Linked DNA regions of Mus musculus: region 1 is linked to region 2. The links are chromatin loops, found by intact Hi-C in ENCODE. Cell type or tissue: left cerebral cortex. All regions are shown on one strand. Each heading gives the region's core, and the rest is flanking DNA. Links, peaks and the distances in the headings are about the cores only.

Region 1 (16,073 bases), core at 6,541-11,540, 200 kb before region 2:
GCAGGTGTCTCCCTCAGTCTTACTCAACCTTATTTTTTGAGACAGGATATCTCACTGAAGCTGAAGCTCCTATTCAGCCAGACTCAGTGGTCAGCTGGACTTGGCCTCCTCCTGTTCCCTCACACTCAGTGCGAAGATTACAGCTCAGCTTTGTATGTGGGTGCTGGACGTCTTAACCCAGGTCCCCACGCTGGTGCACCAAGTGTTCAGCTTGCTGGGCTGTACCCCAGCTAACTCAGTGTAGACGACTTTACGTTCTAGAAAAAAAGAGTCTGTTCTAATGCTCACAAAATCCCACTGGGAGAGGTCTGCTGTATCATCAACAACCTTGACTTTAATGTTTAAAACTCTTCCCACAGTCTAAAGTATGTATCCTCTTGGCACACCTGGGCTCACCTGATGCCAGCTTTCAGGCTTGGATACCATAATTGTCCCTAAGAGCCATCTGTTAAACAGCTGAGGTGGGACCATGAGTCCTTAGCTTGGCCTCTTGGAATCCACCCACCTTGCCAGGTGAGCCCGGGTCCTTGCTGGCCTGTCTGAGGAAACCTTCATCCATCTGTTGAGCCCTGGGAACCTCTGGTCCCCACTGTCTCCAGCTGTCCCAGGAGAGGCAACTTGGGTAATAACCATGCTAACGACAAAGCACTAACTGAAGACCCCAGTAACCCTTCGGTTTCCTCCTTTCCCATGGCCGTGGTAATGAAGCAGGGCAGGCGCTGGGGGAGTAATCAGATCCTACTCAGGGTTAGCTAAGAGGTGGTTTGTGGTCAGGTGCCCAGCAGATGGGTTCAAATTACCTGGCTTTAATTTCACCTAATTGGTGGGCTGGATTACCTCAAGCTCTTGAGACTAGGGAGTTTGTGGCTCTGGCTATTAGCACTGAAGTGACTAAACCCCATAGGGAAGAGGAGGGCAGAGGAGGAAAGGGCCTGACCATGGAGACCAGATGACTAGGGGAGGGTTAAGCTCTCCAGCCTCCAACGTGGGCATCTGGTAAGAAGTTGCCATGAGTCTTCTACAGAGGACAGAAGAGAGTTGGAACCCTGAAGGGTGAAGTTGGGTCAACCTTGTCTCTCTCCTATTGTTTGGCTTGAGGTTTTATTTTAGCTATAAATATATTTATGTACTTGTACAATTTCCAAATACTTGCCAGACTGCTAGATTTTAGGGTCCTTCTAACATAAACTTGAGTATCTACATACATGAGCTTATTTAATGCTTAAATAACCCCCATGAGATGTGGACTTTAAATTCTTAGCTCATGGTTGTAAATACTGATGTAGAGGGGTGAACGAATGAAGCTGTTCGCTATGACCGAGGAAGGTCTTACCTCATGTTCACTGCTATAACAGTATACAGGACATGGGATAACTTGTTTTTAGAGGGTAAAAAATTCAAAACTGGGTAGCCACCTCTGGTGAGGGCCTCATGTTCTCTCAACTGACAACAGAAACTAGAAGTGAGTGGACATGTGTGGAGTTGAGAAAAGGGACTTTATGTCAACAGGGGATGTGGGCTATAAATATACAGAAAAGTACTACTCCGTTGGTTAACTCTGCTCCATGACTAAGACACCTCCCACCAGGCCCCACTTCCCCATGCTGCCTCATGAGGAATTAATGCTGTGACATGTGAAGTCTGAGGAGTCAGACTCAGCTCTGTGCACATGACCCCTCATGGGAAGCAGGACTCTGCCTTCAGCCATTACACTTGACCACCTCAATTGTTCTAACTTTCCGTGCCAAGCTCACAGACAACCTCTTCTCTGAGGGCTATGTCGAGGGCCTCCAATTCAGTGAATCCACTGTTTATCTCTCCCTAGTTTGTCACTCATTCATTCATTCATTCATTCATTCACTTATAATCAGATCCTTGAGTCTGTACTTAGCCTGAGAGCGCTATAACACTATATACAAAGTACCGACTAGAAACTCCACACACATTTGTTGACTGACTTAATGTGTAGCCCTGCAATGATTGACAGTTGGGGGTCAGGGGGCTCTTGCACTGAGGGTAGTGTATAGCCTAAAGAGATAATCAAGATGATAAGTACATCCACACTAGGACAGGAGCTTTAACAAGAGCTTTTAGTGAAGGGAACTTTCTGGGAGCCTCAAGGAAGGCATATTATTTACAAAGAGCCAAACGTGGTGTTGGGCACCTATGGAATGTTCCTTGAACAAACTGCTTTGCATTTCCCCACCAAAGATCTCCTCCATGGAGGAGGGGGTGTGTTTGACTTTCAGGGTGGAAGGTATGTCTGTGTCTGTGTTTTTGTGTTGATGTGCATGCATGTGTATACGTGTGTGTTTGTATGCAAATATAGGCATGCAGGTGCTTGTGTATACATGTGACGTATGCACACATATGTCCTTAATTGTATGTCTTCCTGGTTGCTGGTCTATGCCAGACTATGATCAATGCTTTTATAACAGTCTCAAACTAAAAGTCCCTACCCTTTAGTGGGGGATGGAAGGACCCTTCAATAGGGGTTGCATATCAGAAGACCTGCATGCCATCCATGTACATTAACGTTCATAACTAGCAAGATTAGTAACAATGACATAATTTGATGGTTGGAGTGGCATCAGGAAATGAGAAAATCTATTTAAGGGTTATGAAAAGGTTATTAGGAAGATTGAGAAAGGCCATTCTAGAAGGAAGATCAAAGGATTGAAAGCAGGAGAAGATCGTATTGAAACGTCTTCTTGAAGCTTCCAAGTACTTTGAGAAGGGATCTGAGCGACTCTGCAATCTGACTACAGCCTGAGACACACTCTATGGCACATCAGCTAGGAAGACCAAGAGGCAGATAACTCTCTGCCTCACGCCTGCTTGAGAGCTTAAGGGCCCAGAAAGACTGTCCCCTACTGGACTCAGGGCTGCCGGTGTCACTGCCCACATAACAAAAGTACTCTTGGCTCATGGGGTCTGTGATGAAGAACACTCTCACACAGCTCACCAAAGGCTCCATGACAGGTGAACCCTGGACAGCCAGCTTCTACATCTGGGCAACTCTGGAAAACAACGTACCCAGGGGGTTGGTGTGACTTCCACAAAGGAATAGTTTCTGCAAACCAGGTCGTGCCCATCAAATGCCCCAGAAGACTGGGAATGCGCTCGTTTATCATACGTGAGTGTGCACTTGACAATGGCCATTTGTGCCTTCCCTGTGTTATGTAATTATCACCACAGCCAACTGAACAGCTCTCACCCTCAGGCCCCTGCGCTTCTCAGGTGGCCACTGACAGAGTTCGGCCCCCAGACAGTTTAACCACACTGGGGCCACCTGGTACTTGAAGTACCTCAAGGGCCTTCATAAAACTGCTGGGTGACCACAAAAGCAACCACCAGTTCCTCTGGCGCCAGGCCCAGCAGTAAGCGCCCTCCCTGAGGTGGGGTGGGGAGGCTGAGGAGGGGAGAGGAAGATGATATAGCACTTTGCAGCTTTGTCCCTACCAGTCGGGGGATAAGGGCCTCCAGGCAAGTTGTCACTTCTTTATAGAAACCTGCTCGGGTCAACCCGTGGAAAGTCCCACCAGGAGAAGAGTGCTGGAGTTCTGTTCACGCTCTATGAATTCACTAAAAGTAATTTGTGCCTGTCAGGCACTCAGAAATCACATATAGGATGTTAGAAGGCCAGTGACTCGCAAGGAAAGAGAATGTCCTCACAGACAAAAGTCCCCATCTCTGACCCTTCCTGGGCAGCCTGAAAGGGACAAAGTCCATCCTAAAAGCTAGGCTTGTGTGAGGTCTTTTTAGAAGGGTCTTGACCTTTGCAGGGCTTGGACATTTAGGACCAACCATGAGCCTATGTTGACAATTTTTGTCTCTTATCTAAGTCTTAGGTCACCCCAGATCTGACTGTCCACCTCAGTGCTCTCTACCACCCATCCATCTGTTTATTGGAAACCCATAAAGCTCTGATAAGTAGCCTAATCACAACCTGACCCCAGGTTTGAGCCCCAAAACCATCAGACTATGAGGTTAGGGTGGCTGCCCTTCCTTCCCACCTATCTTGCTTCAATGTACACACAAAGCTTGGAATATACATTCAAGCTAACCCTCAGGTATACAGCAGCAGTTGCCCAAAAGGCCACACTGAAAAGCCCGAACTGGAAGAAGGGGGGACTCTGAAAAATCACTGACCCTCGATAACAGTAAGAAAGGCATAACTCCTTGTGTGTGTGTGTCTCAAGGCGAGAAAGGAGACTCTGGTGCCATATGGTCTCAAAAGGACACTCGACCATCAAACAATCAAGAGCTAGGAAGTAAAAAATGGAAAGCCATAGAGCAGATGATAGCTGCGGGGCTCCACACACCTCACACAGAGTGCTCTGCCTTCCTCAGATAATGTGGTACCCATGCTTCCTCATAGGAGAACAGCATCGGGCAGACGAAACTGACTGTTTGCATCTATGAAGAACTAAGAGTTAAAGACAAAGTTTCCATGTGATAGCACCCTTGAAGAAAGAAGAGAGAGAACCAGAGCTCGGGGCTTCCCATGCCCAGGTCATTGGTACCATGACTCTGACTACAGCTCCTGGACACAGAGAAAGAGGTAGGAGAGAGGTATGAGAAGGACCCAGGGCTTTACAGTCAAGGCAGGGCTTGAGACATTCTCGGAAGGATGGGGACAGGCGAGCTACTGTACACAGCAAACGAGATGAAAGGCAAGAAGATTCCAGGAATGAACACACAGAGCTTCTGAAATGCCCCGGCGTGAGGGCCCACAGTGGGGCTCAGAGGAGCGGGGGATGAAATGGTCCCTGAATGAAGCCCTTCCTCTGTGATCCAGAAACCTCTGCTGGCCTTCACCCTGCCGGTTTCACGGGAGGTGTTTTCCCATTACATCACAACTTACAAGTCAGATTCAGCCTAACGCCTTGGTTATTTATCTGAAGGGAGGACATTTCAGAGAACCTCGTATTGCTTAATCAATCAGACTGAGTGAAGGACAGACAGACAGCACATTTCTACCATGCCGTGTTTCTGATACACACCACTTTAACAGCGTTGTCTGTGGTTTCAGTTTGGCTCACCTTACCTCCCTCCTGGTGATGGAGGAGATGAGGGCTGGATGGGGAAATGTAAAAAGAAATAGTCCAACTGCAAGTGCGTTTACTGAGCACTTCCTGTGTGCTCAAAAAAATGCACTCAACACATAACCCAAAGAAACAAGGCTTTGGGCCCAGAGCCTAGCTTCTGGCATTCCAACCACATGGGTATCTGTTCTTCTCCAGCTGAGGGGATGTCTCTGGCAAGTCACTGGGACACTCTGAGCCTCAGTTTCTCTCATCTTTGAGAGGAGGGATGATCACACACACCCTGCCCTCTCTTCACAGCCTGCAAATGGGAGGTAAACACAGGAAATAAGCTTTGGGGGTGGGGTCTCCTTAGGTGGCGAGAGGGAGCTGGGCACCCTGCCCTTCTGCAGATCCAAATTCCTTCTCTTCCTATGCACCTGATGGATTAAAAACATCTGACTAGTTGTTAATAACATTACAATTATTGCTACCATTTGAGACAGCATCTCATGTGTTTCAGGCTGGTTTTGAACTCCCTGTGTGGCTAAGCTTCTGCTCACCAAGTGCTGGTTTACAATTTTGCGCCTCTATATCTGCTTTATGCCTAAGGTACTGGTGGCTGGACCAGAAGGTTTACACATAGTAGGTACATTATACATAGTGGGTGCATAGTCTACCAACAGAGCTACCTCTCTAGCCCTGAACTCCTTTTTATCTGAGTGAGGAAGCCACCAGCCACTCCTCAAAACAGAGCGAGCTTTATCCCATGTGAACGAATCCACGACTCTGTAAGAGAAACCTCAAGGCCACATGGCCTTTGGCATTCAGAAGGCTTCCCGTTTAGAATGTAAGCAGTTGCATGCATTAGTATTATTTAACACCCCCAGTGGGACCTGGGGCCATGCCTTGCAATCAGGCACAGTGATATTTCTACAGAAAATGTATGAACATGTGCATGAAGTGAAATAAACACGGGCTATAAATAGCCCGGTGTCAGTCTGGGTCAATTTTTGCTGCCTAGTAAGTTCAGGTCAGGCTAGTTGTGACAGCCAAATAAGTTATCGACTGTGGACTTTCTAAAAGCCTGGGCCTTCAGGATTGCAGCGAGGTGATAGAGGACATCCATGACAGATGAGAGTCTATTGCCCTCCAGTCTCGGGGTTAAGGGCACCCAGGTGATGCGTCACCAAGGCCACAAGCTGCAGATACTCCTCCTCCTTGCATTAGACGGGAAACTGAGCCCTGGACAGGAATCTGTAGGTATTGACGAGCAGGTCAATGCCTTCTGTGTAACTTCAAGGCTCAGGTTCTGATCCTCGGTATCCGACTGATGCCTGTGGCTATCTACTGGGAACTGGAAGAGTTAGTCTGAGAAGTAGAGTGTGAGTCATTGGGTCAAAGGAAACAGCTCACTCTGGATCCTAACACCCACTTCCTTCTAACCAGGAGGAGGGGACAGTCTCAACATATGGGATGTCAGAAAACAATAATACATAGTCACACCGACATCTCTTTAGCTGGGTGTCAGGGGATTGGGAGTGGGCTTGATCCACCTGGTACTCTTGTCAGAGCTTTGCTTCTGCTGGACTTGTCCCTGGACTGACTCCATCAGCATCCCTGACTCCATAGTCAGACGTAGGACTTGTCTCCAGACTGGCTCCATCAGCATCCCTGACTCCATAGTCAGATTTATCTTCTCATGGGGTCAACTGAACATGTTACTCTTTTGCAGAAAACCCACTAGGGCTTTTGCTGAGGACCTGGACACACAGACCACTGCTGCCAGGCAGGGTCAGTGTGCTGCATAGCCCTTCAGGTCAACTAAACCTAGAGATGTCGCTGTGCAGGCTCATGTTCAAAGCTCAGTTTCACCACAACCTCGGTCTCCATGGTAACTCTCCTTCTCCTTGTTTCAAACTAAAGTTTGTCTGAAATTGAAAACTTTTGCCTGATCGTCTACCCTAAAGAATATTTGTTGATGCTTCCAAGACAAAAACAAAACTGCATGTCCTTTCCTTGGTTGGAATATTCCACCTCTCTCTTCTTGGAGAGTTCTTAGTGTCCCTCTGATTCTGCCATCTAGCTGGCCCACTTTTCTTCAAGAGAGCAAATTGGACCCATTTCATCCAGAATTACAGTTGTCTGCAGTGTGGTTTGTAGAGGTTTGACAGGTTTGTGCTGAGTGAATGGGTGTCATAGAATCAGGGTCTACAGCCACACCACTTCAGTTCTAGAAAAGGCTGCTGTGCAGTTAGCCATTTTCAAAATCTCTCAGCCTGGGCAGCTCTTAGATGAAAGCTAGAGTGTTGGGGTGTTTCCTAACAACTGGCACAGGTGACAAATGGGGAAGGAGCCACACCACTGCTTCTTTTGTCTCTGAATCATTTAAGCTCCCCCACCCAATCAGATTCTTAGAGTAGTGCTTCTCACATTATAGTCAGGAGTCTGGAAATGTGGAGCTGTGTCCACCAGGCTTCAATCCCACCCCTGAAGGCCAGGGGTTTCCAAGGCTGGGATCCATTGCCCTCGGATCAATCTGAGTCTGTAAGCAGCTTTTCAGGGCTGTTGTCTGATTCTGAGTGACAAATGATGGTTTCCTTGATTTGATCTTGGTGGTTGAGTTTCCAGGAGGTGAAGATCCACAACTCTATGGCAGAAACTGCTTCCCATGGGATGGACAGACTCTCTGTCACTTGCCAGATAAGTAGCAAAGGTGGCAGCATACAGTTCTGCATTAGATTACAAGGATAGGACTCTTCTCTTCTATCTGATGGGCACTCAGCAGGTATGCGAGGCTCACCATCCAGGGAAAGCTATGGGACAGGAGATCCTACTGACAAAGGACTTCCCTAGGGATTCTACACCATCCCTGTAAACACAGTCCTGCCCCAGTTAACATGGTCCATAGCCAATGTCATAACAAGGAGGCCTGAATCTAATTACGATGATACTCTAGATTTGAATGTACCCCCCCCATGAACCCCATATGAACATAGATACTTCTGCTTGTTTGGGGACTTAGAAACCTTTACCAGCCTTGGCTGGACACTGCAACCCTGCCATGCTGGCTTTGTGGGTCCATATAGAGCATCTCTGTGTTTGAAGTAGGAGGTGTGTCTGTCTGCCTCATTATTAAATGGGAGTTCCTAGCCCATGCTCATATGACTGCCATGGAATTAGACCTGACACTTCCTTTATTTGCTTATTTGCCTTCTTTGATATATTTGTGTGCGTGTACATTATATGTAGAATGTGTGTGCAAGTGTGGTATGTATATGATGTATGATGCGATATGTGAACATAATATTCATGCGTCTGAGAGGTGTGTATTCAGTATGTCTATGATATGTATATGTGTATGGCATGTGTATATTATATTGATATGTGGCTGTGTGTTTATGTGATATATGTGTATGTGTGGTTGTGGCATGTTATAGAATCTGTATGTGTGCATGTGATTTGTGTGCATGAGAGAAGTATACATATTTTTGGTGTGTAGGTATGTTTATTAAGTGTGTATGCATTTATGTGTGTGTGATGTATATATGATACATGTGTGAGTAGTATGTATGCCTTTGAGTGTGCGGTATGTATATATGGTATATGTGAGTATATACTATACTGATATGTGCAAGTACATGTGCCATAGCACATGTGCATACCATGACACATATGTGGAGGTCAGGGGACAACTTTTAGGAGTCGCTTCTTGTTCTGGTGCAGGATTTCTCTGACTTATACCGCTTCATCACATGGTCCAAGTTATCCAGCCCATGAGCTTTTCATGCATCCCCTTTCTCCACACCATCTTGCTGTTGGAGTCCTGGGGTTACAAATACACACCATTATATCCAGACTTGCAAACGTGGTTCCCTCGGATCCAGACTGAGGTCATCGGGCTTGTGTGGCAAGTGCTTTTACTACTGAGCCTCTCCAGGCCCTTTGATGCATTCTGACATTCATTAGAGCTTTGATAGTGCATATGAGTCAATGCCATTGAACCAAAGGTGTTCTAAAATAAAATCCCTTTCCCATTCTGAGTGCATCCCTGCATCCGTTGAGAGTCAAGTTCAATGCAGCATGCCACAGCCTTTGCTGTTCTTCATCGCTATTAAATCCTGCTGCGTGACAAAGCTTTGGGTCTCCTGGTGCTAGATAGATGATTAAGCCTTAGCTATCCCTGGGCTCCAGGGCCTCTCCATCTAAAAGGAAAAGTGGACAGAGTCATAGTGTCACTTCTGCCATTGGACCTCTCCTTCCCTCAGCCTTCTGTGCCAGTGACCAACTCCCACGCTGTTCTTGAATGTGGGCAGCTCAGGCACGCCTTGCCTTCTGGAGCTTCGGCCACTCCAAGTAGGCATCCTTCTGCCTGTCACTAAGCAGGGATGACATGAGTGGGCACAACTGACATGTTTCTTCCTTTTGGAAGTGTGGGTGCCTGCAACATTTTCTTCTCTTTCTCCTTCCAGAAGTGCAGTGGGTAGCAAGCCAGTGAAGAGTGGGTGGATCCAACCAGCGTGGTCCAAACGGCCATGCTGACTTCCCTGCAGCTCAAAGCATCCATACTGCTGTTGCGGGTCTGCTGAAGTCCCTCAATATGGTGCTGGCACTCTCACCCACATTAGGAAGGGCTCGGAACACTGCCAGAGCAGGAAGGAGACATCACACAGATCTTCCTAGCCATAGAATACCAACGTATCTACATAGATACCAACATATCTAGTGCTAATGCCAGCACATGCAGGAGGACAACTAAAAGTGCCTGCATTTGAAAATCTCAGCCTTACTTTCTTTAGTGTGGATTCTTCCTGGGACTCTTGCAGCACCTCCTTCCCAGGATCATTAGCTCTCTGCCTTCATGGTCACCACGTTCATTCCCCCTCCCCCCTTTCCCCTTTCTTTGTTTTGATTCAACACTTGAAGACATGCTCTGATCGTCATAGGCCCCCAGCCTCTGACTTTTCTTAGGTGGAACAAGGAATGACTCAGTCTTTCGCAGTTCCCAGCAAAACTGGCAGCACACAGTAGGTGTTTCGTAAATATTGTGTAATTAAAATGCACATAGTAGGTGTTTTATAAATAGCGTATAATTAGAATACACACAGTAAATGTTTCATAAATATTAAAATGCACATGTAGATATTTCATAAATATCATATAATTAGAATGTACACAGTAGGTATTCCATTAGCACTCTATAATTAAAATAAGATACAGTATTTTTGTTGAAGGACCAAAGATATTTTAAACTCCATCAACTCAGACATGATGGTTGAGAGTAAGCCAGGATTCTAAAATCAGTTTTCCAACTCATCAGAACATTTAAAAACAAATAATGTATGATCTTAGCCAAAGCAGAGATATGTTTGTTGTTCATTGTCTGTAGAATGAACACCAGTTGGTCGTAAGCCCCTCTGGTAGCACCCACTAGCAGGTGATGAATGAAGAAGAAGGGAGGGGCCTTGGTGCCCTTTATTGCAGTGACAATAAACGTGTCTACTGAACAACCTGTGTGGGGTTTAGGGAGGGGTTTCTCTCTGTCTCAGATGAGGTGAGCTTACCAACTGACACCCGCTTTGCAAGCGTCTCTTTACAGCGTCCTGCAGGATGTTCTCTTTAGAGATGGTTCACTCTCTGAGAATCCTATTTGAAGGGAATCATCTTGTCTAGGTCCCACCTTTGGTCTCTCATAGACCAGAGCTTCTACTTTCTCTTTGAGGTTATCTGGGGAGCAAACGGATAAGGAAGGAAGACGCTAAGAAAGAGAGCTGGAGCATGCTCTCACTAGGCAAGCTATACGCAAACATGAGCATGTTACCTCCAGACTCCAGTACCTCAGAGCTGATAGGTGGCAGACCTACCACCTGGCAAGCTTTGTGCTTTGTTGTGGAATGAATTTCAGCTCTGCTTACCTGCATCTGGTACCTTACGCCCCACATTAAAGAGCTTAAAGGGATGTGCCTCACCCTATGGTGACTTCCCCCTGAAGTTACTTCAGGTGGACTTGGCGTCTGGTTGGTACCTCGGGGAAAGATCTTCTCCCAGGCAGCTAACTCAAATACTGTAGGTTTCACTTCTAAACCATACAGGATTCTCAACTGATCTTCCCTTTCCAGAAATGTATCCCATACCATACAACCTAGGTTGGTCATAAAAATAAATGGATTTTATTTGGTTTTAACTTATGTTTATGAGTAAGACTAAAGATAAAACCCAAGGTTTTGCCCATTTTAGGTGAATACTCCATCACTGTGATGTGTCGCAAACTGTGTATGTGAGTTTTAAAAACAAATGCCTGCTAAGTACACAAACCAGACCCTTCTATTTGTTTGAAAACAACAGGTTCATCCGGGATTCCCGTTGGACACATGGGTCAGACCCAGGCTAACACCACACTCCCAACATGCACCTCACCTTTCCTGCAACTCCTGTTTCATCAGGAACCTGGGCTACCACTCTCACTGCAACATCTCCCCATGCTTCGGAGAGCTCCTAGTTAAGACAAGTCCATCTCATTCAGTATTTGCTTGCTGGAGTTGGAATCTCAGAGTGGTCTCTAATACTCTGAGGAACATGCTTGAGTTTGGACATTCAGGGTCTATGACTGGCTTAGGAATAGCCTGCTGAATTAAAGCACAGAACATGTGTCTACTAACAGCCCAGAGGGCTTGCTTAGCTGTTGCACTCTCATGAAAAGGCATGGTCACCTCTGTTATACAGCCTTGCATAGTGGAAATTCCTTAGTCAACAGACTTTGATATTCATGACCACAAGCCATCTGGTAAAATTCACTCTCACCCTTTGGCTGCAGTTGGCCATTTCTGCAAAGAGCAAAAGTTCACCTGAAAACACTAAAAGAATCCATGGTAGACATCTGGAAGCCAGGCCTCTCATTCCTTGTGTATCTCTATCTTTTTCCATACCTTCAGTTGCTTACCGGTACCGCAGATAGCTGAGCATCCTTCTGCTCTCAACATACCAATTTGGCACTAGAAATTCAGAATTAACTAAAATATATTTTTATCTCCAATAACCTAATCATGTGCCAACCCTTTTGGTGATTAGCAAGACCGAGGAGCAATGACTTCTATCTCCCCTGGTTCTTTCTCTTCTTCAGTCCTCAAATGTCTTAGACTCGAATCCTTCTACTACCCAATTAGGGTCCTGTACTCGTCTTCTCTTTAAGGACAAGAGCAGTAGGTAAGAAAGTCACAGACTATTTAACCTCAGGTGCAAAGGGGTCTCTCTACTCTCTACCTGGCATGTGTGGATCTGTGAGCCAGGTAAGCCATCTTCATTTCCTAGTGTGACACAGGCCTGCTGGTTACTGCCCATGCCTTTCAGTCTAAGTATTTATTGATATGTGAGAAAGTTCTGCAAGAATCCAGAGTAATGCAGACATGAAACAATGAGACCAGACAATGCCCTGGAGCTCCATGGATATCAGGGTGGAAGATCCCACGAGATGATGACCATGGTCATAGGATCTTTGGTTAATCTTGAGAAAGATATAGAAGCCTCTCCAGAGAAAAATGTGCCAACATGGAAGGGAGATGCCAGACCCTCCTGATGACCCATTTCTGGGAGATGAGAGAGCCCGTGGGCCCCTGAGAGCTGTTGCTGTAGACCTCAGCAGGTGGGGTGACAGACCAAAGAAGAAAGCTTGCCACAAGCCTAGAAGCCACCACCGGGCACAGACACCCTTCTTCACCCTGCCCTTCTGAAGATGGCCATGCATATTTACATCTTATCGTTTCTTCTAGAGAAACGATAGAGCACCCATCTGTCCAACCACACTCCGCTTCCAGGAAACCGAAATGAGAGCGGATGTTGTCTGTCATGGCTCGATGTCTCTCTCTCTCTCTCTCTTTCTTTTTTGCCTTCCTTTCATGTAAGACTCTATTTTTGTTATTGTATTCTTACAAGATACTCTTGAGAGATATTTTCTCTCCTCCCTCCCTATGTTCCTCCTGAATTGTCTAAAGCCTTGAGCTGCAGAAGGAGAAGCAGATACTGATGAGGCCATTTAGCTATTGGCAAGTTACCTTGCATACTCCCTCAAGCCCTTCAGAAGGATGCCTGGGGGGCTCCTGTAAGGCTGTGGCCTTGCACCTTAGGGGATGCTTGACAGTTGCTGAGCCTGCTGTGAGATATGTGGCCTCAAGACCTTTCCCTGCATGGTGCCTGCTTCATGTATTCTACCTTTTCATACTCTCTTCCTATGTGATTCTCATTGTCCTCACAGACTGGTTAAGAGATAATGTCTCCTTTTGGAGTTGAGATGAGATCAACAGGTAAGCACAGGTGCCTAGGAGGAGAGGCAGGCTAGAACCAAAGAGTTTCCTGACTGCAAAGATCAGACTCCCAACTTTCTTAGACTCCTTAAGGTCATGAACTCTGAAGGCATTTTGCATCTCTCTCCAGAACCCTGCATTCAAGACATAAACACTAATTTCAAGATATGTCCAGGCAATGAGATGCTGCTGTGTCCTGCAGCACACATGAAACATGAGCCATTTGTTCCCCCATCTTGAGAGTTTGAAGTATGATGACTCTTGATTTGCCAACCCCCCTGTCAGGATCTTCAATGTGAAATGGTAACTTGTTCCTTTAGGGAGATACAGTCCCCAGCATCCTGTCAAAGATGCACGAGGTTACACCATGCAGACACACTAAGGGAGTGACAAGGGCAAAAATTGGTACTTTAGGGAATTCTCTTGCACATTGCTTATATATTGTTTCAGAGTTTAAGACCAATCGGTCCACCACTTCTCCATTTCCTCTTCATACATACCCACATCCCATTCACCCTAGACATTTCTTGATTTTATGGGCTGTGGGAAGATATATCCTGGATATCTTAATCTTCAGGGTCAAGGCAAGTCATTTACTTCAGGATAGAGGGCACGGCATCTAAGGTTGTCACTTTGAAATGAACAGCTTATGGAGAATGGTCAAACTCCTAGACTGGAGCTTCTGTCTTTAAACATCTATCCATTCATAGCCACCACTGCCTGGCAAGGCTGTCTAGCTGTTCTGGTTTCATTTCTGTCGCTGTGATAAAATATCCCAACACAAAGCAACTTAAGGGAGGATGGGTTTTACTTTAGTGTACAATTCCAGGCTACAGTCCCTCTGTGTAAGTCTAAGGTAAGAATGTCAAAACATTAGTTACATCCACTCAACAATCAAGAACCGAGCGAGGTGAATATGCATATAATCTCACTTGCTTGTTTGTGCTCAGCTCAAAATATTCTCTGCTCTTCCATAATTGAGGACACCCTACCTCTCTTCTCATGAGGGAAAAGCACAGAATGAAAGGATTCACTTATGGTGCTAAAGGTATGTATGCAAGAGAGGATTCCAGGAGCAATGGAACTCCAAACAACCCACTGGACCTTCCTTGAGCAGAGAGATGAGGGCACCTTCAGTACACACATCAACATAGACATCCTTCTGAAGGAAAGATCCTCAGAATGTATTCAGAATCAACTTCTTAAAATAGCTGTGTTTTCCCCATACAGAGTAATGAAGGTGGAGAAAGGGCCTAAAACAGCATCTTCCTCCTAAGGGGCCAGCCATCCCATTATCAGTATGTTCTCAAAGGAGTAACATAAGAGCTATTTCTTACCTCAGATCCCACTTTTATGTTCTTAACCCACAATACAAGCCCTTCTGAGTGTTCAATGCTCAGACAACTGCTCATTTTAACACCTTACATGTAAGGAAGCCGACATGGTTTGAGGAATTCACACCTGGTTCAGCAAGTGAGCATTCAAGGCAAGTTCCCATTTGTCACATTGTAATTGATGAGGTATCTCCTGTCCATACTGAAGGTGGCCCCCCTCTGCTTGATAAAGGTACAGTGGGGTAGTTTGGGGCTCAGTAACTCATGAAATCCATTCTTGTATACCTTCGCACATGAGTGAATTCCTTCTTCTTGTGTGTTCTCCCATAAACTCATGAGATGCTTCTAGGCTAACATGCAAGTTCTCTAGCATCAGTGTCTTGTGACAACCTACCAAGAGAAGACTCTGTTGCTCATGACTGGCTCATTTAATGACTCTCTCTCTCTCTCTCTCTCTCTCTCTGTGTGTGTGTGTGTGTGTGTGTATGTTCATGTAATGCTAGAAGCAGACATAAGGTAAGTTCAGTCCGTTGGTCTCCACATTTTTTAAGGCAAAGTTTCTCATCTAATATGGAACTCAACACTTGGTTGACTGGTTGGTGGACAGAAGGGATCTATTGACCCCACAGCAGAGCTACAGTTACAGTAGCAAGATGTCATTCTCAGCTTCTCATGGGTTGCTGAAGTTCCAAACTCAAATGCTTGACATTGATGTGAGCCAACACTCTAACAGCGGGGCTACCTGCTCACCCTGTGATCTGCTTTTTGTATAGAACCAATGACACCCTCAGACAGGGTTTAATTGATTTCCCTTGTGGGACAGGCCTGAAACAAGTGAGATCATGTGCTGTTATGAAATAAAGGATGGATCTTACCAGTGTGAGTTTTTAAAGTGGAACCATCTTATCTTCTGCCCACCATTTTAACCCCAATGAGCGGTGCTGCCAGGGACGGCAACCTTCTTGGTCTGTGAGGAGAAGAAGAAGAAGAAGAAGAAGAAGAAGAAGAAGAAGAAGAAGAAGAAGAAGAAGAAGAAGAAGAAGAAGAAGAAGAAGAAGAAGAAGAAGAAGAAGAAGAAGGCGGAGGAGGAAGAGGAGGAGAAGGAGGAGGAGAAGGAGGAGGAGGAGGGGGAGGAGGAGGAGGAGGAGACAGCCAAGACTTCTACAGCTGCTCTGTACTCCAGGTATAGAGCTCTAGATAATTATCTCATTAAACACTTTTCTATCCACTGCAACACCAAGCACCCTGTGTTACCACAGTGAATAAAACCTCTGAAGATCCAGAAAAGCCAAAGACAAGCACAGAGGCATGGGATGGATGCCAAGTGAAAGTCAGAACATGGATCCAGACTCTGGTAGCCCATTGGAAATCAGTCTGAAACCTGTTTGTTCTTCCTCTCACAGAGATATGAGATA
Region 2 (16,073 bases), core at 4,964-9,963:
TACTTGTGCGCATGTGCATGTGTATGAGTTTTGCTATGTGTGGGGACACATGCCTGAGTTTGAGTATACATGTATGTACTCATGTGTAGAGGTCAGAGGTCAGTCTCCAGTAGCATTCTTGTGTTTCTGAGACAAGACCCGAGGTTGCCAATTCCCTTAGCATGGCTGACCAGCAAACCTCATGGCCCTACCTCCTTAGCACTGGGGTTGCAAACATGTGCAACCATGTCTGGCTTTATTACATGTATTCCACAGGATCAAACTCTGGTCTTCATACCTACAAGTCAAACACTGTACCCACGGAGCCATCTTCCTAGCCCAGACCTTCACTTATTAGTGAAGGGAGTGGACAAGGGCTCCTGGGACTTGAATCACCAAGACAACAGCCTTCATTCACTTTGCAATCAGACCCAAGGGAATTGTCCTCACTCAGCCCCAGGTCTCTGCCCTTCTGTGTGGCAGTGGGAGTTCACGCTGCCTGGTTGTTGCAGATCTGTACAGTAGCATCCTCTTTTTAATTAAGATCATACTGAAATAAACAGGGTTCAACATACCAAAATGAGCATGAGATTGAAAGTTTGGGATCAAACACCTCTTTTGTGACCTCCCAGGCTCAGCCCAGCTCCTCCTATCTTGGCTTCTTAATCTCTTTATGTATGTTGTGGAGGAGAAACTGGTCAGAACTCTAGAGCTTTCGGTAAACCTTAAAAGTAGGTCAGATTCACCTTGGCCTCTCTCTCTCTCTCTCTCTCTCTCTCTCTCTCTCTCTCTCTGTTTCTCTCTCTCTCACACACACACTTATACATATATGCACACATAAAACATATGTTATGAATGTCTAATCTATGTTATTAAAAACTGAAGATACTGAAGTTACATCAAGAGAATGTCAAATTTTTAAATGTCCCGTGGCTTTTAATTTTATCATTTTTGTTTGTCTGTGTGTTTTCCCCAAAGCAGGATATCTAGTCATTCTACAGTCAGGCAACAGCAATGGTGGCCAAGCTGTAGATGGTGCGTGCTATGAGTGTGACTGTGGAACTCAAGATCTGCTGAGGAGTGGGACTCATCCCAGTAGAAGCTTTGGCCCCAGCATTCTAGCTGACCTGGGTTGTCACACACACACACACACACACACACACACACACACACACACACACACACACCACAGCAGCACCTGACAAGGTGTCCTGGGAGCCACACAGAGCCTTCGGGAAAGGAGTGACTCCCATCTGGTAACTGAGGGCTATACGGGGCCATAGCAGATTGACAGGAGCTTTCCTGTGAGAGACCTCCAGTCAGATGTCAGAAGGTGAGGAACTAGTATCAGTGGATTAGTGAAGAGGTTGACAACTTAGTTAGATTTAAATTTCAAACCTCACAGCACTGAGTCTGAAAGCCCTTTGCTTGACACTCTCGCTGATGTCCCTGTTCTGCTCAATCCTTGGCAACTTCAGGCCTGTCTACTCCGCAGGTCGCACCCATTCTGCACATGCAAGAGTGGTCAGAGCTTGCTTCTTCCCCTACCTCTGTACACCAAGAGTTGATTATTTCTGCTACTTCATGACTCTGCTCTTTATTTCTCTAAATACATCGTAACTGTTGTCATGGAATCTTGGATAATTTGTGAATTGCTTGGTGTACTTGTTCTGGGCCTCTATGAGCACCGAGTCTTTGGATGGAACCCCGAGGAGCCCCCACTGGTCCCACAAGTGGACAGGCTTGTTCATACTGCAGTTCTTTCTCCTGGGGATACTGGGGAAGCCAGGGCAAGCTGCACTAGGAATTCCCTTGGTTTTAGCACAAAATATGGTCAGTCTATGTGGTCTAATTGTCCAGGCTAAGTGCCTGCCTCCTGGGATGATCGAACATGCTCTTTTAGCCTAGCTAACCGTACCAAGGCCCCAGGCCCCCGAGGTTCCTGTGGACTGATGGTAAGACTCCATTAGAAGAGTCACCTTCTGCCCTTTCTTCTCACCTGGGCCCTTGTCACCTGTGCCCAAGCATCTTTGTTCCCAGAGGCCCTTTCCTGTCGCTTGCAGCACCAGAAAATGATCTGGAGGGACAGATAGCTGCCTTCTTGCTGAAATAAACTTTTAAGGAAAGCACTCAAAGGGGATTTTCAAATACTCAGAAAAACAAAGTAATGTCATACAGTTTGTGAGAAAGAAACACTTAAGTACTAGACATTTCTGATTCAGGCTCCTGACTCAGTAGAAGGCTTTAACACATGACATCACCACCAGAACCTGTCCTCTCATGTACAGAAAGGGAACGATCAGTCACAGCCTTGCAGCAGAGAGATGAGAGACACGTTGACCACCTACCACTCTGCCTTGCCCAGAAACTGGGATATCGAGCAAAGGTTGCTGTTACTGGGCCAAATGCTACACATGACTCAAGAAACTGACACCCCAAGCCTATCAGAGGCTGTCACCTATCCACAGTGGGTGTGATCTTATCTGCTGTTGCTGTGAAAAGTGGTGTCCTTGGCTCTTTTTAGCTTCCGGCAGCCTTACACAAGGGACAGCCTGGGGAGGTTGCAAGACCAGATTTTTCATGTTAAAAAAGTGTTGCGTGTAAAAGAGGCAATGAATCCATGCTAAAGGAAGGGCCAGCCTGCTAACAGTGGCAACTCTGAGTGGATGAAGCCACTTGCCCCGAGCAAGAAACAACACAGAAGAACCTGTTCATGGTGTATCCCAATGCTAAAAGACCACAGTTACCTCTACCGCCAGCATCACTGCCTCTTCTAGGAGAGACCCTCAGAACTGTGCTTATTTACTTATTAGTGCATGCACATGCTGCCCTCTGTGGCCTCCCCCTCCTTCCATAGAACTACAAATTTGCCACAAACTGTGGGTAACCCGCTTTGAAAGTTCATTTGGAAGTAGTCATTGCAGTTTGAAATTGCACAAATAAAAAGGATCATTGTTATAGAGTCATTAAAAACCCTACAAATAAAATGTAGAAAGGCAAGCCCCTCGACCGCCATATTATCTCCCTCAGAGTCTCTTTCTCTCTTCCTGCAATTCAGAGATGCTATCTCCAGGGAGCATCTATTTCTACCCCAATGTGTGTGTGTGGAGCTGGGGTGTCCACCTGGGAGAGGGCAATGGTCCCTGAAGCAGAAGTTGTGGCTCTGTCACCTATAATCCCCTCACAAAAGAGCCCTAAAGGCCACAGCCAAGACACTGTGTACACGGAAGGATGGAGGGGGGAGGGGGGAGGGGCAGAGTGTGTAATGTAAATGGCTTTGAATGAATACAAAAGACCACTGTAGGAACGCGGCTTCCCAGTTACATTTGGACTTTTGGTAGGCACTATTTGGTATCTGACAAAGCCATAGAGAAAGGGTAGCCCATGACAGCCAATTCTTCAAGGACACGAGAAAGATAGGTTAGTGAGTCGTTGTCTCCATGTGGGGGTTGGGTGGGGTGGGAATGGGGGGGGACTGCAGTGGAAAAACAAAGCAAGGACCAGAGAATTTCAGTACCAGTTTCAAAACACAGGCCACAGGGTCTCTTGGCAGACCAGCTGATTCCCCCTGGTGAGTCTCTAGAGGAAAGGGATTTAGAGATGAGATCTCATTACTCAGTTTGCTAAAAGCCCACCTGTGAACACAGACAGCAATCATCTCTGGGGCTTGGGGGTGGGGGCGGGGGGGCTGTGTGCTCAGGTGGAGGTGGCTTAACCTAATCAGCCGCTTGACTTCTGAAAAAAAAAACGGAGGGGTTCTTCTGACACGGGGCCTGGGCATACAGAGAGAGGAGCCTCAAGTGCAGGCTGACTGATGGTCATCCAAGGTCCCTTTGCAATACCCGCATAGGTACTGAGAAACAGATGGTAATGACCCCTGAATGGGTGGAGTTCTGAGGCAGGTGACCCTGGATCTATATGTGGGCCTTGCCTGTTAGGACTTTGTGTAAGAGGAGCGATGAGATCTTGTCATGTGCGTACCCTGGCTTCAAATGGTGCTGGGGAAGAGGGTCCCTTGTGTCAGCTTAGCCTGATTCCACATATCACTTCCTGCCGTAAGTGTCAGTGTTACCCAGTGTTCACGCTCTCAGAAGCCACTTCCAGAAAGCTCAACATCACCTCTCATTGTCCATATTCTCATCCTTGCTTCTTGCCCTTCCTCCATCTATAGACAAGTGAGAGTCCGTTTTGATGTTGCCAGTGTCTTTTACTAAACCTTCCTTGTGGTCCCCAGCTGTACCTCACTCTGGGCATGCGCCTTCCACTGTGATTCCCTCCTCTGAATGTAGGCTGGGCTTGGTAACTTACTGATGGGGATATTCGGTGTAAGAGGTGACTGTGGGTAGGAATTTGCCTTTGTCTTCGCTGGCTTGACTGGAAAAAAACAGGCTTCCACACGAGGAGGCTCCCTGTGGAAAATGCTCTGGGTCTGATCGACGGGAAGTATAGGCAAGCTGTCCCTCAGACTGAACATCTTTGCCTTGTGTGGCCGTGGTTCTGCTTCTTGGCTCTGAGAAGTACTGATGGACAGTCCTGTGTGTCAGCTGCGCTGTCTTCAGAAGCCCCCAGGAGATGAGGGAAGCACATATCCAAGTGCATATGTGGTAGGATTCCAGACAGGAGTAAGTAGGGGAGGCCATCTCCTCTGGATATAGCAGAGTCAGGGAGGGTAAGCAGATGAGATGACTTAGACAATACAGGAGATGAGGATAGACTATATGCAAATAGTGTGCCAGTGTATAGAAGGGGCTAAAGCAGATTGTGATATCTCAGTCCCCTGCTACTGTTGATTATAGGGGTGAGTATATTTGCCTGTTTATATGAGCCTCATTTCTGTCTCTGTCTAATTAAATAGCAGCAACAAGCAAGGTGAATCCTGTCTGCCCCAGACAACGAGTTGATGAAGTCCTAGTGACACAGACATATACATAGTCTTGTGAAAGTATAACATTGTATCTAAGACAGGCTGATGGCAGAAAGTTCCTACGATCACTCATTTCCAACACTTACCATCAGAAATACCTTAGCCACTTATCCTGGCGTGCCTTCCCTAACACGCGATTCACAAACTCTTCCTTACCCATGAGTGAGACTTTGGGCATTTTTTCCTAATCACCACCCCACAGAACACTAATTTCACAGATGTGCAGTGTCCTGCATATGCACCATCTGTATACGTGTGCTGTCAGTCTCGAAAAGGAAAGCTCAACCCCACAAGAAATAATTTGGGCTCCTTTGAGGGGGTGTTGTCACCCCCCCCCAGAAACACATGCTCATTTAGCCACAGATATGTTAGGACTTCATGATCATTTAAGAATATTTAGAAAGGTTGAAAGTTTGTGCTGAAATATCCACGTGGTTTAGTTCATCGCAAATTAATAAGATCCAGAGTCCAGAGAGCTGAAGCAAGCGAATAGCACCAGGACTGCAGACAGATGTGTCCTGATGTATCAGGAGTCCCAGTTTCCCCTCTGGCTATTTCTAGGCAGGCAATGTGGGGGCTGCATTTCAGAATTCTTCAGCTCTGTCCCATGTTGAGTTCCTCTGTAATTAAGAGCTCTTGGGATGTCCCTGGTCTGTACAATGGCAAGCACATGGCATCCAGGAAACCTGAGCCCCTCCCTTGCAGGACTCTTTTGAGAAATGGAATGAATTCGGGTCCCACTGATGTTGTCAAAGTGACTGTGGAATTTTGGGGGAAGTGTGAATCAGTGCGCATCTATTCTCTGTTCTGGTTAGTCTTTGTCAACTTGATACAAATGAGAGTCATCAAAAAGAGGAAATCTCAACTGATAAATTTCTTCCATCAGACTGTTCCATGGGCATGTCCATGGGGCATTTTCGTGATGGCTGATTGAAATGGGAGAGCCCAGATCAATGTAGGAGGCGCCAACCTTGGTCCTAGGTTGTATGAGAAAGCAGGCTGAGCAAGCTAGGTGTTCCTCCATGATTTCTGCCTTTCTTCCTGCTAGGATTCTCGCCCTGACTTCCCTCAGTGATGGACTGTAGCGTAAAGTCTAAGCCAAAGAAACCCTTTCCTCCCCGAGTTGCTTTTGGTTGGTGTTTTACTGCAGTAACAGGAAAGCCCGCTAGCACATCTTCCTAAGCGTCCAGAGTCCTAGGTGGGACTTATGGAGCAACATACTCTTCAAAGAGGGTCTAGAGGACAGCCTGCTCACCTCTTGAAGTTCTAGAATTTTCTGCCTTGTCTGACTCATAGGCCTTTCCATCAGGAGCATCAGTCTGAGCTTGACCTCTGCATCCTGTGGTCACCTGTCTCTCTGACTTTGACCTCCTCTCTCATTCTCCTTCAAGGACCTCGCTGACAATGACATGGGTGCCATCTGGGAGACCCAAGATCATCTCCCATCTCCGAATCCTTGGTTTCAGTCTGCAAACTCCTTTTCCTCTGGGAGTTCACATATTTGTTAGGTCCACAGGTTAGAACTTGGGTGTCTTGGGGTGGCTGGTCTGTCTACCACACAAATCAACTCTCGTATGGCTGTAGCTGTGATCTTTCAATTTTGTTTCACTGAAGTCCGTGATTTTAAGGTCAAAGTCCCAAATCTTAAGAAGGGCCTCTAGCCCAAGTATATGGGGGAAGCTAGCAACATCAGCTGCATGCCAGGATCAGTCGGGACTCTCCTTCCCCCCTTCCCCTCCCCTCTTCTTCCCCTTCCCCTCCCCTCCTCTTCCCCTCCCCTCCTCTTTCCCTCCCCTCCCCTTCCCCTCCCCTCCCCTCTCCTCCCCTCCCTCTCCTTCCTGCTTCCTCTCTCAGTCATCTAAATAGACAGCAACTAGCACCATCCTTCCCAACTCAGGCCTTTATTGGCTCCACTGCTGTCATGGGACTTTCTCTGCCCCCCCCCCCCAGGCTGCTCAGGAGCTCCCCAATTGATGGAAAATCTTCAGCTGTCTATGCTTTTGCCTCACAAACCCTCAGCTCGAGCTGGAGAACTCCTCCCTCAGAGTCCAGTCACCCTTGCCACGCCTGAAGTACAAGACAGCTCCAGGGATGGTGAAAGCTTTATGGCAAGGTCCAGATCCCAGCAGTCACCAACCACAGGCAGTCAGGAAAGACTCAACTAGAACATCATCCACTCCCACCCGGGAGGACACCATGGAAGGTGGACACGGAGACACGTGGGCAGCGGACATGTGAATGGACATTTACTTGAGAAGGGGCTGTAGTGTGTGAGCCTCGTAGATCCTACAAGCATCTTGAGAAAGAGCCATTCATATGTCATATTTTGTCTCTTCCAGTTTTGTGTATCAGCTAGAAAGAAAAAAAAGGGGGGGAGAGAAGGGGAGCAAAGAAAGAGGGATGGGAGGGGCAGGGAAGGGAAGAAAAGAGACAAGGTGGGGAGAGGGAGAGTAAGAGAGGGAGGGGGTGGAAAGAAAAGGGAGAGAAGGAGAGAAAAGAGCGTAGAAAGGAAGGGAAAGTGGGTGGCCGGCCTCCGGCACCGACCACGTGGCCAGAGACAGCTCCGGATCCCAGGGGTGGGATTGTTCTAGAATTCCAGTAGAGGAGACATGTGAGCCAAAACTCAGGCCACACTACTGATGCTTTTCAGTTTGTCATCTCTCCAGCCCACACCCACATCAGGGGAAGGAGGAGGCCTGCCATGCCTTCTCATCCGGGAGCTCTGGGCTCCTTCTTGTCAGCCGCAGAGAAAAAGCCACTTCTCTTCCCCTGCCCTTCTCCCATGCTGGGCGGGCGCCTTACATTTTCTTGGCTGCGAAGGCTCTCTGTGTTTCTTGGCAGCACAGGTTCCTGGAGCACAGCCCCTTCCTGAGTCAGAGAGCAGAAGTGAGAGCTTGCGGGCCTTGCTGGCAGTTGGGTGCCTGCTCCAACCCCGTGCGTGAGTGCGTGGGTGGGAGGCTTTGCTTCCAGCTCCGAGGGATTCTCTCTTCCTACTTGTCCACCCGAAGTGAACTCTTTCCCGAGTGCCCAGCGGAGGCACACGCTCAACCTTGTGCGTGCTTTTTTGTTTTTTCTTCCTGCTCCATCATTAATGTAGGTTAGCCACAGACTCCACGGACAGACGGAGTCCTTGGGACATTTTAGTATTGCTGATTGGTCTTCTAGCATCTTCTTCTGTCTTTCTTATACCCAATATGAGAACTTTGTCAGTACCCTGCAGGGTCTGAGCCCAAGACCATCCAGTGTGGGGCCTCTAGTGTTTGGCTCGAATCTACTAAGTGGCATTCAGAAGGACAAAGCCTGTGTCTGAGTGTCTCCCAATTCATGTGTTTTTTTGTTTTGTGCCCAAACCAGCCACTGAGGTAAGAGTGCCAACCAGCCTCATGCTGAGGCAGCCAGTGTCCTTGCTATTGGCCAGGCAGCTAGATAAGACTGGGGACTGCGGTTCTGACACAGGCAGTTGAGCATTTGTGGGAACAGTCTACAGGAACCCTGGCTTTGGTTATTCCGTGGTTCAAACTCTGCCTGCTCTTTGCATCTGGATGGCCCAGTATGGTGGCCACAGCTACGCTCTCAAACATTCTGCCCCATTGTCAGACTCTCTGTCAGATCATGTTTCTTGATTTTTGATTCAGAAAATATGGTCAGCATATGGTAAGCGAATTCCCACCACTGTGGGCTGTAGGGTTTCTCTCGCCTCCCACGAAAGCCCCCATCTTGCTCTCCCAGGCAGATGGGCTCCTCTGCCCTGGTTTCCTGTGTCTGTCATCACGACTCCTGTGATCTAGCATGTCCGTGCCTGTGTCCTGGGATGGACGGGTGACTCCCCGAGGCAGGGACAGTGTGTTTCATCTCTATGTTCCTGGCATCAACTCTAAAGCTCTCTAAACTAAAAACAGTTTTATTTTCCCCCCAAGAGTCTTTCATGTTACACACTAGAAGCTCTCTTGAACACTTGAAGCATATATTAAAAGTTATAAATTAAAAAAAAATAGAACCAGGGACATTAGTATCCAAAGGAAAGGAGAAGTTATACATTTACTTTTCTGTTTTTCACACCCCTCTCCTCCTGTCCATCCCCTTCCAGCTCCATAGCCCTCCTCTTCCTCTTCTCCCCCCTCCGGAACATCTGACCTACCTGGTCAACTAAGGGCTTGTGACTTACACTAGCAACGGTTGCTGGGAGGGATTCTCCTCTGTGGGCAGGTTTCTGCCGTCCTGTCAACTCGTGGTCAGTGAAATGAGACCATGAACGGAGAGCCCACCATCTTGAACCTATTCCCTCACAGAGGGTCACGTCCACAGCTATGTAAATGGCTCCCCAAATATAAAGCCGAATTGCAACGGCTGAATTAGATTATGCACTTAGGAAGCAAGGAGACCTTTTATCAGAAGCCTAGTAGGGAAGAAATCTATCTTTATAATTATTTGAAATAGTCCTAGCCACCTTGTATTCACTGATGTTAACTGGTTTTTTAAGTACTAATCCCCACTTTGCTTCCTGCTTCGTCCAGTCTTTCTAGGCGTGAGAGCTCCGATCTGTTCCCTGACTGGGTTTTTTTTTTCCCCACACCGATGGCCGTTCTGAGCTTCATGTTGTCAGAGGCCTCTAATTATTTCTGCTTTCCAGTGTGCCATTCAAGATCTCCTAGGGCTTGACCGCCATCTATCATTTGACACCTCAGCTCTTTAAAAGATCTGTATGCCAACACCTTTTGCTCCAGTAAGTGTAGACATAGTCATTTCAACCATCGCTGACGCCTAAAAATAACCCAGCTCATTTATACAGACTTCTGAGTCTTTGCATACAACCTTTCCTTCTACCTGGGATAGGCTTCAGCTTTCAGTTACCTTAGCAACCTGTTTGTCTTCGAGAATATTAGCTGACTTTTCTCTTACTAGGGAAGGTTCTCTTGGTAAGCTCAGATGATGATAGTGGTGACAGTGGTGACGGTAGTGACTGCAATGGGGTCAATGGTGGTGACGGTGGTGATGATGATGGTAGCGATGATGAACATGGTATCAGATTGTAATAGCGGCGGTGATGATAGTGGTAGAAGTGATGATAATGACCATGACAGTGGTGGTAGTGGTTGTGATGGTGGTTATAAAGATGGTAGTAAGAATAATGAGATGGTGATGGTGGTGAGTTTGGTGATGATGATGATGATGTTAATGAAGGTAATGATCTAACATGTTGGTGCTGGTGATGGGAAGAGTGATGGTGGTGAGGAGGACGGAGAGAGCCATCAGAATAGCACAGTACCCACACTGTCCAATGGCATCACGTGCTGGGATGGGTGCTGTATGCTTTGTAGACTTTCCTGGATATTGCACTTTGTGGTAGAAGAATAACCCAAGTCAGGATTATTTGGAGAATAAAATTAAGTCCCTAGACAAATAGCTCAACTGCCTCAAGCTAGCAACCTACTTTTTCTCTGGCATAAACACTCTGGCGCTCGAGCGCTTGTGTGTGTGTGTGTGTGTGTGTGTGTGTGTGTGTGTGTGTGTATGTATGTGTCCTTCCACATGTTGGGATTGCAAGAAGTTTGCTAGAAAATGGGCACAAAATTGCTCCTGCATAGTGCTGTAGGTTTGCCAATAAGGATCATTTCTGGGGAAGAGACTCACCTTCAAGTAGAATCTGTGTACATATCCTTAGCCCTCATCTCCCAGAATCTCCAAGCAACAGATTTGGCCTAGGCCTTTCTTCTGCTAGAGTTTAAGTAGAACAAGCTTCCAGGGTCTGAGCTGAAGTAGAAACCTGTAGATCTCACCAGAAGCAAAGACTGGGTCTGATTTAAATCAAACCCAAGCCAAACCAACCTGAATGAGGTGGTTTCACTCTTTCAGACAAAGCAGACACAACAGTCAACACAAGAGGGTGAGTGAATCTACCCCATTCTTGTCACACAGCAGAATGTACAGTTATCTGACTATTTAGACAGAGGAGGGGGTTGACTCCTCTCTAAGGGGTTCCCCTCAACATCTGTGGGAGATCTACTAGCATGAAGAGGTCACATTCATGACTCCATCATTTCTAGTCCACTGCCACTTTCCCTGGCTCACCCACAAGCCTAAAAGCTCTCTTCCATCTGACTTCCATATCAAGATGCTCTGGCCCCTCTCGGAGCATCGGCTAGTCCATAGATGAGAATCCGGACTCCCTGGATGCTGCAACACTACCTATAACCAGTGTCAATGCCCCTTCCCGGTTCTGTCGTGAACTTTCCAGAGCATGTCAAAAGATGCTGGCCAACTGCCTACCATAAGCTGGTTACTTTGCTAGGAGAAACAGAATGTAAGTAGAGCCACAGATATAAGCCAAGGTTAAGCTATGAAGAAACCTTAGGATTAAAACAGTGGTGTGTGTGTTTCAGGCAATGAGGATTATTATGCCTCATAAGACTTTCAGGAGAGAAAAAAAAAGAACAGCTTTTGGCAGAAGGGCTCAAATAAATCTTAGGGGTACTGGGAGGCAGAGATGGCTATCAGGAAATAAAAGGAGCAAAAGAGGAGACACGGAAGTTCAAGCCTTGTAGAAACAGAGACTCGAGAGATGGAAAAGCACTCGAGTCTGGGGAGAGAGGAAGTGGGGGAATGGCCGCATAGTGAGTGTCATCGAGCTGACTCTCATCCTACCACGCAGTGGATGTTGCCTGTGAGACTTTCACTCTCTGGGGTCATGACATACTATGAAATAGGTTGAGAGTTTCCCATTGGGTAGCCCTAACATCATCTTTAGGACCAAGCACATAGTAACCCATGGCTGCTGAGAGAGAATAGAGCGCTGAGTGGCTGTGTGTATAAACCCCTTTAGTCTGCTCTGCTGATGCTCTGTGAGCAGCTCCCCCATCCTCTTGCTAATCTGAAGAGACACAGGGTGGAGGCCAGCCTGGAGCGGTGTCCACAGCATGGCTGTTGGCCTTCAGCTGGCTGGGACCTTATCCTGGCTCATTTCCTTGCTATGTGCTATAGTGCAGTACAGAGACAGCGTAGGCGCTGGCCTGGAGCAGTGTATACAATACAGGTGTTGGCGTTTGATTGTCTAGTACCTTACTTCTAGCTCATTTACCTGCTACCTGTTATAATATGGGCAGATGATCTTTTTACATTACAGTGCTTCATTCACCTAGAAAGATATCAGGTTGCTGGGTTAGGGAAACCATATTAAGTAGGCAACCTCTTGGTAGACGTGATGACGATATCACCAGATTAGGAAAATTGGCACTTCAGCAAACACGTATGAGAGAACCCAGGGAAAAGTTCAGGATTAGAATCTAGTTCTAGCGTTGAGTGGAGAAAATGCCAACAACCTCATTTTTTTTTCTACATCCACTCTCCAGGAGGAGCCTAAAGTATGCAGCCAGTCAGTAGAGTGTCCTACTAGCCTAGCATGGCTCCTCACAGCCTCCTAGTCACATAGTAGCTGAGGAATGGGGAGCAGGGAGAGTTGGGACATGGCTCAAGGCCACTCAGCAAGGGAGTGACAACCAAAGGCCGGGTCTAGCTGTGGCTTTCTCTTATCTGCTTCCTACTCATCGTCCATCTGAGACACTCTCCAGAGATCTCCAGGCAGGTCTGGTGTATCGTCTGACCTTACCGTGTGTAAGCAAGGGGTCTGGCTCAAGGGCGATACTCCTTAAAAATTAAAAAAAAAAAATAGAGAGCCAGTAAGAATCTCTCCAGAGGCGGGCAGATCCACCCACTGGCAAAGTGGATACTCAACCACGTGGTGCCTTTTCTTAGTCTACCTTGGCTAAAAGGCACGAATGTCTCCTCTGTATACTCCTTACCTGCCAGCAACCCCTCCTCCAAACTTCTACAGATGCAAAGAAGGGAAGGAAACACATTCTCTTCTCCCTTGGGTATGACCAGTTGAAAATGTCTCACCACGTGTTAGTGTAGGCTGCTCGAGATGTACTCAATATGCCTAACAAGCACCAGAATGCTCTATGACTGTATGTAATATGGGTCATGACATAAAAACAGAAAGGGAGTTTGGGGGTTGGGAAATGGAATAAAGGGAGGAGGCTCTGAGGAGAGAATGTTGTCAAAGCGTGGGCTAGCCTTGAAGGTTGACTTTATGAAAGCCAGCACTGTGTACAGTAAATATCAACCAATGGAAAATTGGAGTATATTAAAAATATACGATTCCTTACAGTTGGAATGAAGATCAGTCCATTACACATGGATTTCCATTTGTCTGAGATAGATAAACAGAGACCATAGGCAAAAGTTGACAGGGAGCCACAAGTGACAGCCAGCAGAGCTGTGAGGGCAGCCTTGGAGAGAAACTCTCTGCAGCCCTGAAACCCTGAGCTTCCCTGCGAGGGGTGGCCTCAGAGAGAGACTCTGTGCTGCTACCCCCTTTGACTCCGTGAGCCTGACATGGCTTGTACAAAAGGGAGAACCTAGCTTTTAACACAGGAAGTATTCCAAACTGAGAATGTAAAAGGTGAATGTACACTGGGCGTGGTGGCGCATGCCTTTAATACCAGCACTTGGGAGGTAGAGGCAGGCAGATTTCTGAGTTCAAGGCCAGCCTGGTCTACAGAGTGAGTTCCAGGACAGCCAGAGCTACACAGAGAAATCCTGTCTCAAAAAAAAAAAAACCAAAAAACCAAAAAACAAAACAAAACAAAACAAAAAAACAAAAACAAAAACAAAAAAAATCAAAAAACCAAAACCAAAACCAAAACCAAAACAAACCAAAAAGAGGTGAACGTGTGCTGGTTTTGATCCAAACTGTGACTGCGATTGAAATCATTTTAGAGCTTCTAAAAGTAACCATGGAATCCTGTTTTTACTTTTTTGTTTTGTTTTGTTTTGTTCTCTCTCCCTCCCTTGCCCTCTCTCAGCCTCCCCCCCCCCACTTTCTCTCTCTCTCATAAAATGAAAGAGTGAAAGAGAGCCAGTGAGATGTGAGATGGCTCAGCAGGTAGATGTGCTGGTCACCGAATCTGATGACCATGATGAGAATCCATAGCCCAAAAGATGGGAATGGATTTCTTCTGCAAGTCATTTTCTAACTACCACAAGTATGTTATGGTGCACTGCACACTTACACACACACACACACACACACACACACACACACACACACACACACACACACACATGCGCGTGCGCAAGAGCACATGTGCGTGGATGTGTGAAAAAGAGAGAGGAAGAATGACTACCAGAGCTTAAAGTCAAAGGTCGCAGAGGCCTGGGATAAAGATCAGTGAAGTCACTGCACACCTGGCTTGTACAAGGCTCTGGCTCCTCTTCTCAGCACCTATTTCCCCCCAAATCAACCAATGTTTACCCTAAATAAGAAGCCCCTGTTCCCGAAGAGCAGAGGGAAAGGAGAGTTCTCACACAGTGCCAAGATGACCTCGGCAGACTGAAAGCATCCGTTATTGACAGTGGGTCAGTGGGTCAGAGCATTTCCTGGTCCTGATGAATCTGAAACATCTAAAATCGTATTTGAATGGCAAGGTAAGCCAGATCTTGAGAGTTTCGTCCCTGTGTTACATAGTAATAGATGGTTTGCATCTTTGTATCTGTTTGGCATTTTCAAGTTTTCAACAATGGAAATTAATTCTCCCTCCCACTGATAAGAATTCTGTAACCCTCCCGCCTACACCCTCAACCCTCCCTCCTACACCTTCAACCCTCCCTCCTACACTTTCAGCCCTCCCTTCTATACCCTCAACACAGGTAACTGAGCAGCACCTCTCTGAGCTGCCAGAAAGTTATCGGAAGTTCCTGGACAGCAGCTCCAAATGGATCAGACAGTTTTCTATTGAAAAGTAAAACCCAAGTGTAAAAAAAATACACATAGACATAGAAAAGCAAACTAACTGCTGGCTGGGCTTCTGGGTGACAGTGGTTCCCAGGGACTAGGCAAGGTTACTGGATCTTGCCTAGAGACTTGCCTAAGGATGGGGAAGTCCCTAGGTAGCATGGATGTTAGGTTTGTGGGGCAGGCTGGAACACTATATCTCTCAGCAAATAGTGGGGAAGCTGAGGTATAGGGATCACAGTCTTGTTCCGTTTTTCTCCTGAAAGCCATTGCATGGGTTTCAAAAATGACTTCTGCAGACTGAAAGAATCCATCTCATTTTCAGTGGCTTGATGAGGTGTCTTTCTGGGGGTTGTAGTCCATGGCATGGCCCCTTCTACATCAGAAGGATCCATGGGTTTGTCCTTAGTTACATGGCATGTCCATGGTCAAAGCCTTGCAGATGAGACCCCTGGGAGAGGTCACCATCTCCTATCACACAGCCTCCTCTTCTTCCTCACGTTTGTCTCTGTCAGGCCTCACTCCTCCAGTGCAATGCTTTGAGTTCCTAACCATTCTGTGGGTTGGGGATGGAGGTCAGTAGGAGTGGATGGGGAGGGTAGGAAAGCAGGAAGGTAGAGAATGGGGAACGCTCCCCCCCCAAGATTTTAGCATCAGGCTGACCCCAGGGACTAGAGGTGGGATGGGGCTTCTGGTAGCCATCAGCTTGGATGAAGAGATGCAGAGAGCCCCAGACCCTGGACCCAGTACCCTTGCCAAGACCTTCCCTGAGACACTCCAGTCCTGCCTGTGTGTGACAGGACTGGGTCCCACACAGCTGAGCAGAGCTGGAGTCTCTGTTGACACATTCCTGGTTGCAACTCACTTTCCCTGCCTGGTTCCTATTAACACTGTGGGGTTCCAAGCTTTAATGGATACACTCTGGCTGCAAGGGAGGGCTGCCCAGGGCCGCCGGCTGCCAACCAGGTTGCATACAAATGAGACCTTCACAGCCCAGACACTGTTTTGTTTACTAACTTCTCAAAAAACAATTAAGCAACAGCAAACCCCCAAAACCTTGGAAGGCTAGAGGCTGGACACATGCTCCTTTATTGAGGGACAGAAGTCAGGCAGATTGGAGGATGCGATTGTTGGTAAACTTCGGCCTCCTTAGTGCCATGCTATTAGTGTGGCATTCGGTGGATGCATTTTGCTGGGGATATGGTCCTTGGCATTTTCAACATCCTGCTGGAGATGCCTTACAAAGACCAGGATCCACCTGTAAAGGGGTGGGCCAGAATGGGTACACAGAGCAGGGCAGAGAACTGTCCTAAACACCAGCCAAGATGGCACAGGCTTGACAATCTTAGATACTTGGCCATACAAGTACTTGTTGTCACA

What was found. Peaks named below come from ENCODE experiments on the same cell type or tissue, not always from the same donor. Only the 100,000 strongest peaks of a DNase experiment are listed, where the experiment ranks them.
Region 1: a loop joins it to region 2, with 7 times the contacts of the local background. A loop is called at or near these places in 2 of 42 quality-filtered maps.

The regions. Positions count from the first base shown.
Region 1 is chr12:107,135,913-107,151,985 of GRCm38, reverse strand. No RefSeq gene overlaps it. Among named protein-coding and RNA genes, the nearest start is that of Gm52008, 33 kb to the right of the region's middle. In left cerebral cortex, for the core only: no CTCF peak of the experiment used is centred there; a DNase peak (open chromatin) is centred at 9,533.
Region 2 is chr12:106,931,234-106,947,306 of GRCm38, reverse strand. No RefSeq gene overlaps it. Among named protein-coding and RNA genes, the nearest start is that of Gm16087, 17 kb to the left of the region's middle. In left cerebral cortex, for the core only: no CTCF peak of the experiment used is centred there; a DNase peak (open chromatin) is centred at 7,733.